2 separate regions of the Mus musculus genome follow, and region 1 is linked to region 2. The links are chromatin contacts, found by Hi-C or POLR2A ChIA-PET in ENCODE. All regions are on one chromosome and are shown on one strand. Each heading gives the region's core, a stretch centred on a gene start or an enhancer-like site at or near the end of the contact. The rest is flanking DNA. Distances are from core to core; before and after follow the strand shown. Region 1 holds the start of Dleu2 (deleted in lymphocytic leukemia, 2). Region 2 overlaps Dleu2 (deleted in lymphocytic leukemia, 2).

Region 1 (6,919 bases), core at 2,545-5,044, 35 kb after region 2:
ATTTGTGTGTGTGTGTGATTCGAGTGTGCACATATGTGCGTGCAGGTGCCACAGTGGCCAGAGGTACCAGGTGTCCCTGGAATCAGAGTCACAGGCAATTTTCCCAGCATGGGTGCTGAGAGGCAAACTCCAGTCTTTCGGAAGATCTATACGTGCTCTTAACAGCTGAGCCATCTCTCCACCCTGCAATGTACTTATTTTAAAATGTGTGTAGCATGAATGTATAGGGCTTTTGACTCGTAAATATAATTATGCAACTAGAAAAGTATTCTGAGTTGCCTTTAGGAGAATATTAATTATTAAAATAGCCCAGCCACTATTTTTATCTCTAAAAGAGAAGCATATTTAATCTAACATCAAAGATACATAAATAATAGAAGCTTAAGGCAAACTGTAAAAGATACCAGGTTATAAAGAACATTTTATTTACCTTGATATGAGTGTTATTTTTAGTTCTCTAGATATATTAAGCCAATCATTTACCTGGTAACTGTTGACTTAGCATTTACTGTGAAAATGGGAAAAGTACATGCAACTCTTATGCTTTCTTTTCCACTAAGAGTGGAAGTCTTTCCAGTCCCATTGTTTTTGAGACAGTCATAGTCTGTATTGCATGCTGGTCTTGAGATCACAGTAGTCCTCTTGCCTCAGCCTCCCGAGTGGATTACAGGCACTAAGCATCATGCCTGGCTCTTTTTGGTCTTATGAAGGAAGCAGCAGGTTTCTCTTTATTTTCAGGTAGCAGGACGGATGGCCTACAGAACTATAGCCATGCACCAAGGATTAGAGCCATGGAGGACTACAGCCATACACTAAGGACACTATTTCTTTACTTAGCCTTGTCCTTTAAAGCCTCCTCCTGCTCTAGACTTGCACTAAGTGTGAGTGTTCCTTGGAGTTCTGGCTAACTAGACAGCCTCCCGGTCCTCTTAGCCTCCCCCATGGCTTTAGCTACCACTTATATTTTAGTGACTTCAGAGATCCAGACTTTACACCAACCTCCCTGGGAAAGGTTCCCCCATAGTGTAAAAAATGTGTTTACCCCGAGGTCCACACCTTCTTACTCACCCAAAGACAAGACTGTGCATCCCTTGACCTCAAACAGCTAATGACTTCTCTTGGGTACATGGCAGGTGGTTCTAGCAGGTTCTATCTTAGCTCACAATCCTTTTACATCCCATCTCTAAGCCTCCCAGATCCTCACAAGGCCTATGTGACCAATTGTCACATCTATCAGACATCTTCTGGAGGTTTTCCCTTCTTGCAGGTTTTGAGCTGAGGCATCACAAAGCAGAGAAACCCTTTGAAATCCTGTGCTACATTTTCTGTTTACTTGTAGGAGGAAAAAAAAAACCAACCACCACCCATTGCTTTTTTTTTCCCCTCAAAGCATATCTGTTCATCCTAAAAGGCTAAAAAAATAAAAATGCCCATTCAGGTACAAATACAAATTCCTCAGCATGGTTATTCTGAATCATGAAGGCCCTGACCATCTGTCCAGCTTCCCTCTTACCCCTTTTCAACTCCCACCCAGCACCCGTACCAGTACGCACATCTATCTTGCAGGCCCCAGTGTGTGTACTCTGTAGTCTTTTGGACACTTTTATTCTTAGCTGACCTAACCACTCAGGAAGTCACCATCTTTCTTTCAAGAGACACCCCAGGTGACACTACCTATGGAAAGCTACAGCGGCTAGGAGAGCTCACTCAACTCTTCCCACCCGACAGACAACCTCACAATCTTTCTCATAGCATATGCCTCTTGGATTTCTAAAGTGGAGGCTGAAGGAATGTGGGAATGTGAAAATTAAAATCATAACACCCCAACAAGCAATAACGTACTAGTGGCACATTTACACACTAGGGAAGAAAAGCACACGTTTTTGTTGTACTTTCTTGGAAGAAATTGGGTGATAAACATAAAATTCCCACCAGACCAGACTTTTGACACTAGATAAATATCACACATCCCTTCCTGTTACAGAATATAGTGCAGGGACTTTGCCAGCATTTAGTTTCCCCTTTTATCATTCTAATATGGGCATTCTATGTTGCAGGTGTCTAGGAGAGTCAGTAACCTACACCGAAAAGCCAGTTAATGGTCATGACAGTCCCCAAATTCTCCATTTACTCCGGGAAATGTTCCACTTTCACTGTTCTAAGTCTTCTCCTTACAACACAGATTCTAAGAACCAAGTATTTTTCTTTCCTAAGACTTTAAATTGTTGCTTCTTAGTAGAGATCTTTGCTATAATAGGGCGGACCGATCCTATCGAAGCGTATTTCCCCGCTCTTAACTCATCTACCTATAAATAGCGCCGCTCACCGAGCTGAGTCACCAAAACCCAGAGTTTACTCAAAATAGCTCTTAAGGACTGCTGGAATTGAGTCGCTCCAGTGGTGACAGATTGACCACACACCCATCAAGCTGGGCCACGGACCAGAGCCATAGAACTGGCTCCTAACCACCAGGCGCCCAGAGGGCTAGTCAGGCGAGTAAGACCCTAGTCGCTGGGATCTCGAAGTCTGGACTCAGGAACCAGCTAGTGGCCAGACTCCGCCTTGACGGAACAGAGTCCTCCCCGCCCTTTTGGAGCTGGGAGCCGCGGGGGGCCCGGCACCCGGCACCGCCCTCGCCCACTGCTCACACAATGGGGCGCGTCGAGGGGCGGCCCGGCTTGAGCTTCAGACCTAGCCCTCATTGCCTAACTCCCGGTTGTTGCCAAAGCACCTGATGACCTCAGACTATTGCCCACCCTCAGGAGGGTGCAGAAGCTTGGGAGCAGCAGCCCTGGGGGGGGTGGGGGGGGGGAGAAAACGGAAGTGCCACCCCCTGCAGGCAGGGTGGTGACGTCACCCTACCGCCAGCCTGTAGCGGGGGTGGTTGCCCATCACGTGATCCACGCCCCTCAGAATCCCGCGCGCGCGCTCCCTCCCCCCCCTTTTCAACTAGACTCCCACCTCTCCCGCCTCCTCTCCCCAACTTTCGCCCTCCCTGCTCCCTCACCGCTGTCAACAGCGCCAGCTCCGCCCTCCCCAACGGCGAAGCAGCGGGCTCCTGAGTTCAGGTCCTTGCTCCCTGAGCGCAGGGTGCCCCCCTCCCACCCTGTCCCCAAATTTAGGCGCTCAGGGTGCGTGGGCCTCGGGGGTGCAGTGGCGGCGGCGACAATTCTCCACTCATTCCTCCCACCGTGGACCAGGCGGACTCTGCAGGTCTGCGTTCAAAGGGGACCGAGAGACGCGCACGGCCTCCGGGGAGCCCCCTCCTCTCACCCTGCGGCCCGCCTGCTCTGCCAGCTCCGTCTCCCGTGGGGGCCACGCGCAGATCTCCTCCTGGAGCCCCTCACTCTCTTCGCTCCGTGCACGCCGGGGTTACAGCTTTGCTTTTTTTTTTTTTTTTTCCTTCTGTCGCTGCTGCTCCTCGTTCTATTTCCTTACCGCCCCCCGCCCCCGCCCCGGTTCCCTTCTAAAAGTGGAGGCTGGAGGAGGGAGAAAAGCAGCCTAGAGTCGAAAGGGGCGGTGCGCACTGACCTGTCAGCGACGGAGGAAGACCCCCGGTCTGGGCGAGCTCTCCAGCCAGTGGGGGCACTGGAGCGCAGGGCTCGAGCGGAGCGGCGGCTGCGCTCGACCAGGTGTCCCCTAGGCCGGTCTGCGCCGCCCCCTCCCTCGGCGCCGCGCTCTCCGCCCCAACATCGGGGACCAGGGAACCCCCCAGCTCGATTTTTTGTGCAGTTTCAGCAAAGCTCCGAGGAAGTTGGTCCTTTTGTTCCACTATTTATAGATTGCGTCAACATTGCGAAAAGAAGAAGGCGGAGCGGTGGCCCCTCCCCCGCCCCTCGGCCCGCTCCCAGGAGAGAAAAGCCCCAGCACACGACCTAAGTACACAGCGCGCCAGCCGCCCGCCCCCGGGCCTCCTGCTCGCCACTTCCCCCTCCCCCCGCCCGGGCCCGAGCGCTGCCAACCCCGTCACGTGCCCTCTCGGGAAAACCAGCTCCCCGGGGCTGTGCGCCGCCCGCCTGGTTCCGTGGCAGCGGCCTCCGCCCTGCGGCGCTCCCCTGCTCCTGGCTGGGGTCGCCGGCCCGGGTGGTGTGCACGACCTGGGGACCCGCACTCTGACCACTCGACGGGGGGTGGGGGGGGGGAATTTCTCCCGGACCCGAGCCTTGCGCGCGGAGTGGCCCCGAGCGTGCCGTTCGCTCGCTCGCTCGGGCGTCTCTACCTCCCTCCGTCTCTGGGAGCGCCACCGCCCTACTTGCAGAGAGCGCGCGCGTTTGGGCCTCGCTTTGGAGCCCACGGCCTGGACAAGTCCCTGTGCCCCCTACGTGCGGCGGCTCCCGCAGGCGTCCGCTTGCTAGGCCTCGCTCCCCCGGCCAACGGGCGTGAGGGGTGCGGGGGTGGCTCGCAGCAGCTCCCAGGCAAAAGCGCTGGGCGCGGGAAGCGCGGGGCGGACGCTCTGGATCCGCAGGTGCAGCTAGCTTCACGCTAGCTTCCTTCTCGCTTTCCCAGCTGCTTAAAGCCCCAGGCATTTGCGCATCCGACTCCTTGACAAGGGAACGCGGTTCTTGAGGACTTACTCTTTGGTTACAGGAGTGATTGGGGCAAACCATTACAAGTTGCCTTTAAACCCCGAGGACGAAGTGATAGGCCCCTCCAAACCCCGAAGTGAAACTGAGCGCCCTGCTGGCCTAAAGCCTAGGCGGAGGGCTCAGTGTAAACAAAAAGTGCGATAAACACCAAAGGAAGGCCTTACAATTAAGGCAAACTAAGTGGTTAGTCTAAGCGTGATTAACTTCTGTAGCTTCTAGTCCCTTTCCTAAGTAATTGATTTCAGAACGCAGTTTTACTTTTCAGGATCAGAACATAATAAGTTAGCTACCAGATCACTGATTCAGGAAAACAGGCTGAGCTCGGATGAGAACAGGAAACGCATCGGACTTTCCCAGCAACTGGAGAGGGGTAAACAGTCTAGAAGAACTCCCCCCATCCCACTCCCCCGCCCCAAGTTCGGACCACCACCACGCCTCAGCACGGGCACCTACCTACTGTGAGGGGCTTGGAAGTTAGGTATAAGGGTGGGTCCAAACCTGGTAGAGCTTTTCCAAGAGTCAGATGGGGGAGGAAATAGATTTGCCTAGAGTTGAGAAACCTTTCCAGATTTAGGCCCGCTTGCTTTCGCTCTCTCTATTTCTATTTCTTTTCTTTCTTTCTTTCTTTTTTTTAAAGGAGAAACTTTAGATTCTAAAGCTTAGAACGTGCCTTCCAAGTTTGCTATGTGTGTGCTTGCTAAAAGAAGGAAGTGAGACAATATAAAGTGAACTTTTGCAGCACTCGCTTCCTTTCTAAAGTTTGGAGCTGCAGGCCTGATAGGCTTTGGTCGCCCACACCTGGCGGTGTGCAGAGCCTAGGGCGGGACCTCAATCTTCCCCATCCTCTGCAATTTATCCAAAGGCCCTAGCTACTCACCTCCCGGTCCTTGTACCCTTCATTACTCAGCATTTGGAAAACAAACCTCTTATGAATGCAAATTCGTTTCTTTGACACTTTGGTTGCAGCAATAGCTACAAATCACGTTTCTTTGCATTTAGTAAACAAGTCAGGGCCTCCTGGTCCTTCCCACTCTTGCAAGGGTCAGAGTTTGTCAAGGCATGGTCATGGTTGCCTTACCCCGTCCTCCGACTAAGGCTCAGCGGCACAGCTATTTTGTTAAGACACCGGCTTTCCGCCCCCACTTTGTTCTTTCACGGTCTTCCTAGCCGCGGAGAGGAGGGAAGGGAATCAAAACGAAACCACTTCAGGCGCATCAGTCACAGCCACTTCCCTAAGGGCAGCGGTGGCAGACCTAAGTGTAGGGTCGCAAACATTGGCCGAGATGGGGGTGGGGGTGGGGGGAGCTGTTCCCGAAGGAAGCCCAGGAGTTGCCAGGATCTGTCCTAGGTTGCGAAGGGTCCCCCTCCCCCCAAACTCCCATCTCCGGAAAAGTGCATATGGATAGTACATCAATCTTGCATGGAGAGTTTGGTCTGGGTCTCGAAGTTGAAGACTGAGACCCTGCAGAAGTAAAGGAGTGTGACACGAACGAGTTTGGCTTCTAGTGGCAGATGTCTTAGCAGGGTCTCAGGCAGGAACGCAGGCGAGGGTGCGCAAAGGCCTCTTGGGACTCGAGGCCCACGGAATTCTTGCCCGGCTGAAACTGGATAAGCATCCCGCCCACACGCAAATAACCAAAGTTCTATACAATTTAAAAGACTTCACGAAACTAGTGGTATCCCTCTTCCCTCATAGGAGTCATTGCAGTGACAAAGGCGGCCTCCGGCAGGTTTCAAAGAGACGGGTGGGCCGACTTTAGCAGTTCAGGGAAGGCATCTTACGAGGTGAAGGTAACCAAACACAACTGGGGCGCTCAGGAATGGCAGCTGGTGTCAATCTAGTCAGCTAAAACGTGTCCTCGCTTCCCCTTCTTCCCCCACAGAGAAACAACACTGACTTGAAACAGCTTCCACCCTCACCCCACCCCCATACTTTCTTTACCACACACTTTATTCTGTTTAGTAACACCTTTGTTGCAGCAGTATCTGTAGGTCTGGGCAAGTGTGAGAAAGACCTGCAGGGTCTCGGGGAGTTGAAAGTGGAAACCGTTTGCTGGAGTGCTCGCCCTGCTCACCCACACCTGACTAAGGACTTAGCAGACAGCCATTACCCTTCCAGCTGCTCAGAGGCGCTTTGCTTTTGCACTGAGGTCATTCGCTCTGTAAAACCCAAGACTAGGAGTCCTGTATGTATTTGCATTGTTCAGACTCAGCTTCGCCAATAATTTAACCACAGGACTCAAAAAAAAAAAAAATGGCCTTGCCTTTCATAAGTTCTCTTGGTCGAAACCTGGAAAGGCAGATATTTCTACCCCCGGAACCCTCTTGGTAAA
Region 2 (6,639 bases), core at 1,463-3,962:
TGTACATACTAACTATCAGATATTACATAATAGCAACATTTTTAAACATACACGATCACTCTTAAGACAATTAAGACACGGTGTAAGGTTCTAATAGTGCAATCTCTTGGAAGTAAGTGCTTTATCTCATTTCTCAACACTTAGTTGAAATAAGGTGGTATTTTATTACTGATTTCCTTTACTTTTATGAGATTTGAGACCACAAAGTTACAGCAAGTCAAAATCTGAAATCTAATTATATGCTAAAATTAATTGCAAAGCATATAGTTTCTAAATTTGTGCAATTAAAAAATAAAAAGGGTAAACTATACATAGTCTTACAATTCTTTCTAAAATGTGCTGTTCTAATTATAATCATACTATGTTTCTCATAAAAGGGGTTAAAAGGAAATCAACGTGGGGATTAAGTGTCATTAAAAAAAGAAAATAAAAAAGACAAAAGCCCTTTTAAGATTAGAAATATCTTACGATTTGAGATTAACTTCATTTCCATAACTGTAAATTTAAAATCTAGTTGTTGAAAGCTTATTGAAGAAATATTCAATATAGTCTGGAAATTCCTTTCTGTAAACTCAATCAGCTGACCAATAGTTCTAGACTGAAGACTTTGTCAACATTCTTTTTAGTTACTAAACACAAATAAATACACGAATAAAGTCTTCAGGAAACAAAAATTAAAAAGCAGCACACAAAAGAGAAGAAAACATGGGAATCAGAACATGAATACTCCCTTGAAATTTTTATCCTTAGATTTGGTTCCTAATAAACAGTAAAACAGATACTAATTTAATGGTATACAAAAACTTGAGGCTAAATTTTGTAAATGTACACTGAAGACAAGTTAATAGGCTTTTTAAAATTGTCTAAAATTAGACCTTTAATTGGAACTAGTATAAAGAACAAACAAATGAAAATCAATGCTACCAGGGAAACTGATACTTTTGTTCCACTCTCCTACAATAGTAAATGGAGTGCCGGGAGAACTATATCAGCACCATTCCTCAGTGCTGTTTTCCTGTGGTAATAAATAACTTTTGCAGCTTTCACAAAAGAATAGAAAATTGGAGTAATCAGTTTCTGTAGAAAAACACAGATAACTGCATATAAACATTTAAATAAGTAGGTATATATCTATTGGAATTCTTCCTTCTACCTAGTATTACATAAAACATGAAAATATTTTGAATGTTGTGAAATTTATTTAGGTGCTAGTGTATTCTAAATCAATACGAGAATTAGTTTAAATAAAGAATATCACTTTCAAAGAGTTGGTAAAGCAAACAAATGAAAGAAAAAAAAAAGAAAAAAATCTTCAATTATGGTCTTAATATAATACAAATCCCATAAATGGAAGTGTCAAAAAAATAATTCAAAGATTTTCTCCATTCCCATAATTCTCTTCCAGTCACATAATTTGAATAAAAATTAAAATACAAAAACAAACCAGTAAAAAGCAAGACAGGGTTTACATATGATTACATGCAGAATAGAAATGAGTCGTATAATTTAATAAATAGAATTTTATAGATAATTTTATGAAAAGATCCAAGATAAACAGATTCTGAAAAAAAGAAAGATTATGGGTTCAGTAAACATAATTATCATGAAAGTAATACAAAGTAGAATGTATTTATTATAAATTAATTTACAGTCCTATACATTTATAAAAATGTTTTCATTTGAATATTTCTAAATGCATGTTTGTCTTAAATTGAAATAATGCCTCAAAATTTCAATTATTTGTAAGATATAAAAATTTAAAAGTTCCTTTCAAAATCATCTACTCTGAAAACCACACCCTATTATCAAGATGGAATTAAAAGGAATGACAAGCAGGGTAATAAATATTGACGCCTGTCTCAAGTAACACTAAACAAAAACTTTGAAACCAGTCAAAGAAACCAACACATATGCACTGCTCGATACAACACATTCTCTCATAATGAATTTGTAAAAGGAATGCATTAATATATATGCTCACCTGTGCATATTTACTTGTTATATTCTCAACTAAGAAACATAAATGACTCGTAAACTAAACTTTTAAATCCACTGCAATGGCCCAGTTAGAAAACATTTAAAAACAGATTTGCAAAGTTCTAAGAGTACATTCAATTTTTACAAAAAAAAAAATGTAGAACAGATTAAGTTTAAAGTTCACTTTCATCAAAATGAAAGAAACAATTTTCCCTTAATATGTATCCAATAAATACATGAAGACTGAGACGGAAAAATTTTATCAAAGGAAAAACCAAACACCTTAGATCCTTCGGAGAAGTTTTCAACTAATGAAGAACAGAAATGTCTTATAACTCCAACAGCAGAAATACAGTTTTCTGAAAACAGCCTCTTTAGTTTTACATTTAAATATATATATTTCAGAACCATCTGAAAGGCTTTTACGGAAGAAACAACTCTATTATGTACTAACTTAAAAAAAAAACTCCGATTTTACATTTTGTATTTATTTGAATAGTTCTCTGTCTAAACACAGTTTTTCGTAGGTCAAGAATTATCAGCTCTGGGATCAACATTCAAACCCCCCAGTCCCGCTTCCTTCCAGCCAATCAGTGGGTAAGAAGCCCGGCGTTTGGGAGCTCCGTTAGACTCAATTTGAAAAACATCACATTGCGCTCCTACTCTTCTGGAAGGGATCTAAATGAGGGCGGGTCCCCCAGTTTTCACAGACACACACCAAATCCAGGGTTCTGATAAAATTCCAGAGGGAGAAAGCTCTGTAGGGGGCCTGCTCTGACTAGCAAGTCACCGAGGGTCTCCTGAAGCCTGAGTCCTCGGCGAATAACCGAGAAGCTGCAGCAAAAGCATCCGCAGAGGATCACTAAGGCAGGTCCGTGCGACCCTCCCGCAGAACGTCCCATGAGCTAAGGGTTAATCTAGGGGTGCTGAGGGAGGAAAGCGACACAAGAGTTTAACGTGGACTCTTCACAAAGACTAGTACCTAGCGAGCATTACCTAAAGTCAAAGCTGTCACTGGCTCATTCAAGAGCTGTCGACTCTGGGTTGACAAAAAGCCAACAGCCAACGAAGAAAAAAAAGAAAGAAAGAAAGAAAGAAAGAAACCCCCCCCCCAAAGGAAAGACAACTCCGCTTTCTTCCGCCTCAGCGTCAGGAGTACCCAAGGAAAGTTGAGGACTGCAAAATGACCGTTAAATCGTAGGTGCAAAGGCTTGTCGGCAGGAGACACCAAGTTTCACGCTACTTTTCCTTGAGACGCTGCGATTCAAGGACCGGAGAAGGAAAAAGTCTTCTAAGAGCCCGACGCCAGGAAATCGCAAGCTCGCAGCCCCGTCCTTCCCTTCACCCCGACACCCCTCCCCCTCGAGCGAGAGAGGGGACCGCCGGGAGAGCAACGACAAAATGACCCAGCTGGATGCGGCCATCCATCCATCCGCCGCGCCCGGGGTCGGGATCCGGCCCGGGACCGGCCCGGCCGGCGTCGTTTCTTCCCCGCACTCCGCAGCGCACCTCGGGGGCCGCGGGCAGCCGTCTCTCCCGCGACCCAAGTTTCCCGGCAGGAGACGGCCTGCGCCCGGACCGCCGTGCACACCGGGGAGGGCGGGCGGGCGCCTGTCGCGGGCGACCCTGCCGCGCCGGCCTAGCTCCCCGGCCGCTCGCGCTGACAGGTCGGGCGGCGGCCGCTCGGCCGTGTCCCGCTCAAACCGCGCCTCCCCTCCCCCAGCTCCGCGCTCCCGCCACCCGAGCGCGGCCGGACGCCGCCCATCCGAGGACACCCAACTTACAGCAACCGGATCCCCTGGGGGAGCTTCTGCCGCGAAAGTGAGGGCAGACCCCGAGTCCGGTCCCTGCTCCCCTCACGGTCCTCCGGTCCCATCGCTGCCACCTCTCGAGACCCGCTTCGCTACTTGAGGCTCTTACCGACTGCGCCGCATCTGGCGAAGCCCCACCGACTGCCCTCTGCTCTAAGTTAATTTTTTTGATGATTTTTGGGGGATTTTCCGGCGTGATCCTAGCGTCGCGCTAGGCTCGGACAGGTTATCCCTTCCCTCCCGCTAGATTGATGAGATCAGGCATCACTCGAAAATGGCGCCGAAAGCGCTGAGACTCCTCATTCAAATTCGTTAGAGCCAACCCCGCCGCCCCGGGGCATGCCGGGAACGCGGGCCGGCTCCACAGCTGTCCCTGCCTCCCCCCACCCACCCCCGCGCGACCCTGCTGCGCATGCGGAAACTTCTACCTCCCTCTCCCCCGGCACATGCGCAGGATCGTCGTGGCGCAAGGCTCTCTACTTCCTCGGTTCCAGTCCCCGCTGTGTCTTGCGCTCCTGTGTGTGCCTGCGTGGCCCCTGTGCGGCAGTGGAGGTGGTCAGCTTTCGGACACTACTCCGGTGACACACTAGTGATGAAACAAATCAGGGACTATCTTAAGAGTTTCGTAAAAACAAGACAAAAACCGCTTTTAACTAAACTCCAAGCCACCGAGTGCGCCTTCGAGCCCTGGGTGGCCGCTCAGGAACTTAAAACCGCGTATCGCTGTCGTGCTCTCGCCCTCCGCCAGCGCCTCCCAGATCTGTCACACCTAAGCCTAGAACCATCTCACGAGGTAGGAATTTTACGGTTCAATCACACGACCAGCGGGCGGCTGTCACACCCCGACGTTTCCCTCCACCCCAGACCTCGAGGTGTGCGACCAGCCCACCATGCACAAGCCTTTGGATTCTGAACTGGAGACGGAGCTTTCGGTTCTGGATTGGAGCCGAAGATGTACAATCTTTTGGACGTCACTAGGGTACTTTTCCAAAAGAAAAAAAAAATAGTGCTAGAGTAAATTATGGACTCACCAGATAGGTTTCCCGTTGTATGAAGCCCCGAAAAAGTTGTAAGAGCCACTGGGTACTGATAATGTGGTACGCATTGTTATCAAACGCTTTGTGGATCAGGTGTCTCACTGCCCACAACACCTCTATGAAGTAGGTATTATTTTTGTTTTATGGCTATTGAAACCTGATGTTCCGATTATAAATTCTGCCGTCTTGCAGCTGGTGAGAGCAAGCTAGGTAAACCGCCTTTAAAAATGACTCTATAACAGGACAAAAAAAATGAAGTTAATATTTTAATTTTTCTTACAAAAGCATCTTTTGATCCTTTGCTTGCAAGACATTGTCCCTTCCACTAGGCTAATTAAGATGAAGTTTTTAAAAAGAAAAACTGCCATTGCTCCTAGATGACTATAGGGCTGTGTTTGGTTATGTTTCACTTGATTCTCATGGATTTTTAAAAAATGACTGTGAGTGTTTTGTTTACATGTGTGTATGTGCATCTTATATGTGCCTTCAAACATCAAGAGAGGAGGGATTTCCTGGAACTATGCTAAAACTAAGCCTGGGTCCTTGGCAAAATCAACAAGTGCTCTCAACTGCTGAGCTATCTCTCCAGCCTTATCAAATGTTGCTTTTCAAAACAGAACCCAACAGTTTAAAAATCAGGGATATTACTATGTTTGCTCTAGTTTTTATTATAAAAACAACTTGTGATGAATTGTAACTTTAAAAAATATCTTCTTTATGGCTTTGAGGCTGGCCTAGAACTCAATTTTGTAGCCCAGGCTCAGGCTGATAATCCTGCTTCAGTCTCTTGAGTGCTGGGATTACAGGTTTGTGCCACCACACCCTGCAGAATTGTAACTTTTGAACATAAAAAAAAGATACATCTTGTTATTATGTCCGTTAAAGCCATGGATATGAAACTTAAGCACCAAAGAGGAAGTGCACTGGAGAAGGCGTCCATGGTTTGCATCAGTGAGGTACAACTGGAAAAGAAGAGACTTTAGCAACCAAGATCAAGACTGACATGGCTGAATAGTGTTCGGCCATCTACGTTTGCTCCGACTAAAACTTATATGGCCATCTCATTTAGAATATTTAAGTCCCATATAGTTAAGATTCGTTTAAAATCTTAACAAACCACAAATCCTCATTGAGTCATTAAAATGGGAGAAAACAAACTCAAGTAACAAAGCTCTGTGCGTCAACAGAAAGCCACTGGGGAAAATGATCTTTCCACCACAAGAGGGTGCACATTCCCGAGTTACATTTCAAAGGGAAAAAAAAAAGATTTTTCTATCAGATCATCACACTCAGGATTTAAAAGCTTGGAAGAATGTCCAATCTGAATTTTATAACTCCAAAACATGTCACACCTTATGAGACTAACGAATCCCACTCTTTAGATAGTAATTAGTATTTGGATATCAGGGTGTACATTCCCATCTGTATTCTAGAAAGGCGTTATCATCTCTGTCTGCCCACTTCCACCCACTCAGTTTAAGTCTCTGTATACAGCAATACTCTCTATACTTCTGTAGGACCCAAGCCACATTTAAAACCTGGAATGCAATCACCAGCGAGCGAACGGTAAATGTGGATACTATGGAAAACAGGTCTTGACATCTCAGCCCCCACCCCCCACCCCCTGCCTTCCTACTATTTCACATAGGAAGTGCAACTGATGGAACACTGACTTCAGGATATTAACTTAGTTAAAAACTGTAAAAGCACCCTCATTCAAGAGAGACTCAATGTCAGAATCAGAAACCCTTTTGAATGGTAACTTGAAAACCACAGATTGTTTAAACACTGCTTAGCGGTTTGCAGGTTTAGGT

The links. Hi-C counts contacts between places; a loop is a spot of excess contacts on that map. ChIA-PET counts read pairs that join two places held with the same protein, here RNA polymerase II (POLR2A).
Region 1: a loop to region 2 is called in a map of heart, with 8 times the contacts of the local background. The contact joins the promoter of Dleu2 here to the enhancer-like site in region 2. A Hi-C loop is called at or near these places in 23 of 37 maps with a recorded cell type or tissue (CH12.LX, T-helper 1 cell, T-helper 17 cell and 8 more). POLR2A ChIA-PET finds 5 or more read pairs at or near these places in 5 of 5 experiments (Patski and embryonic stem cell).

What each region holds. Positions count from the first base shown.
Region 1 is chr14:61,678,579-61,685,497 of GRCm38, forward strand. It overlaps Dleu2 (deleted in lymphocytic leukemia, 2), which reads right to left and starts at 3,795. Exons shown (of 7, transcript NR_028264.1): 1 at 3,532-3,795.
Region 2 is chr14:61,644,721-61,651,359 of GRCm38, forward strand. The region is part of intron 1 of Dleu2 (deleted in lymphocytic leukemia, 2); the gene reads right to left. Among named protein-coding and RNA genes, the nearest start is that of Mir15a, 16 kb to the left of the region's middle. Within about 2 kb of position 2,713, at least 3 of the 3 ENCODE cell types and tissues checked have a DNase peak (open chromatin) inside an H3K27ac peak, as active enhancers do; they include gastrocnemius, heart and left cerebral cortex, where a contact is called at or near this core.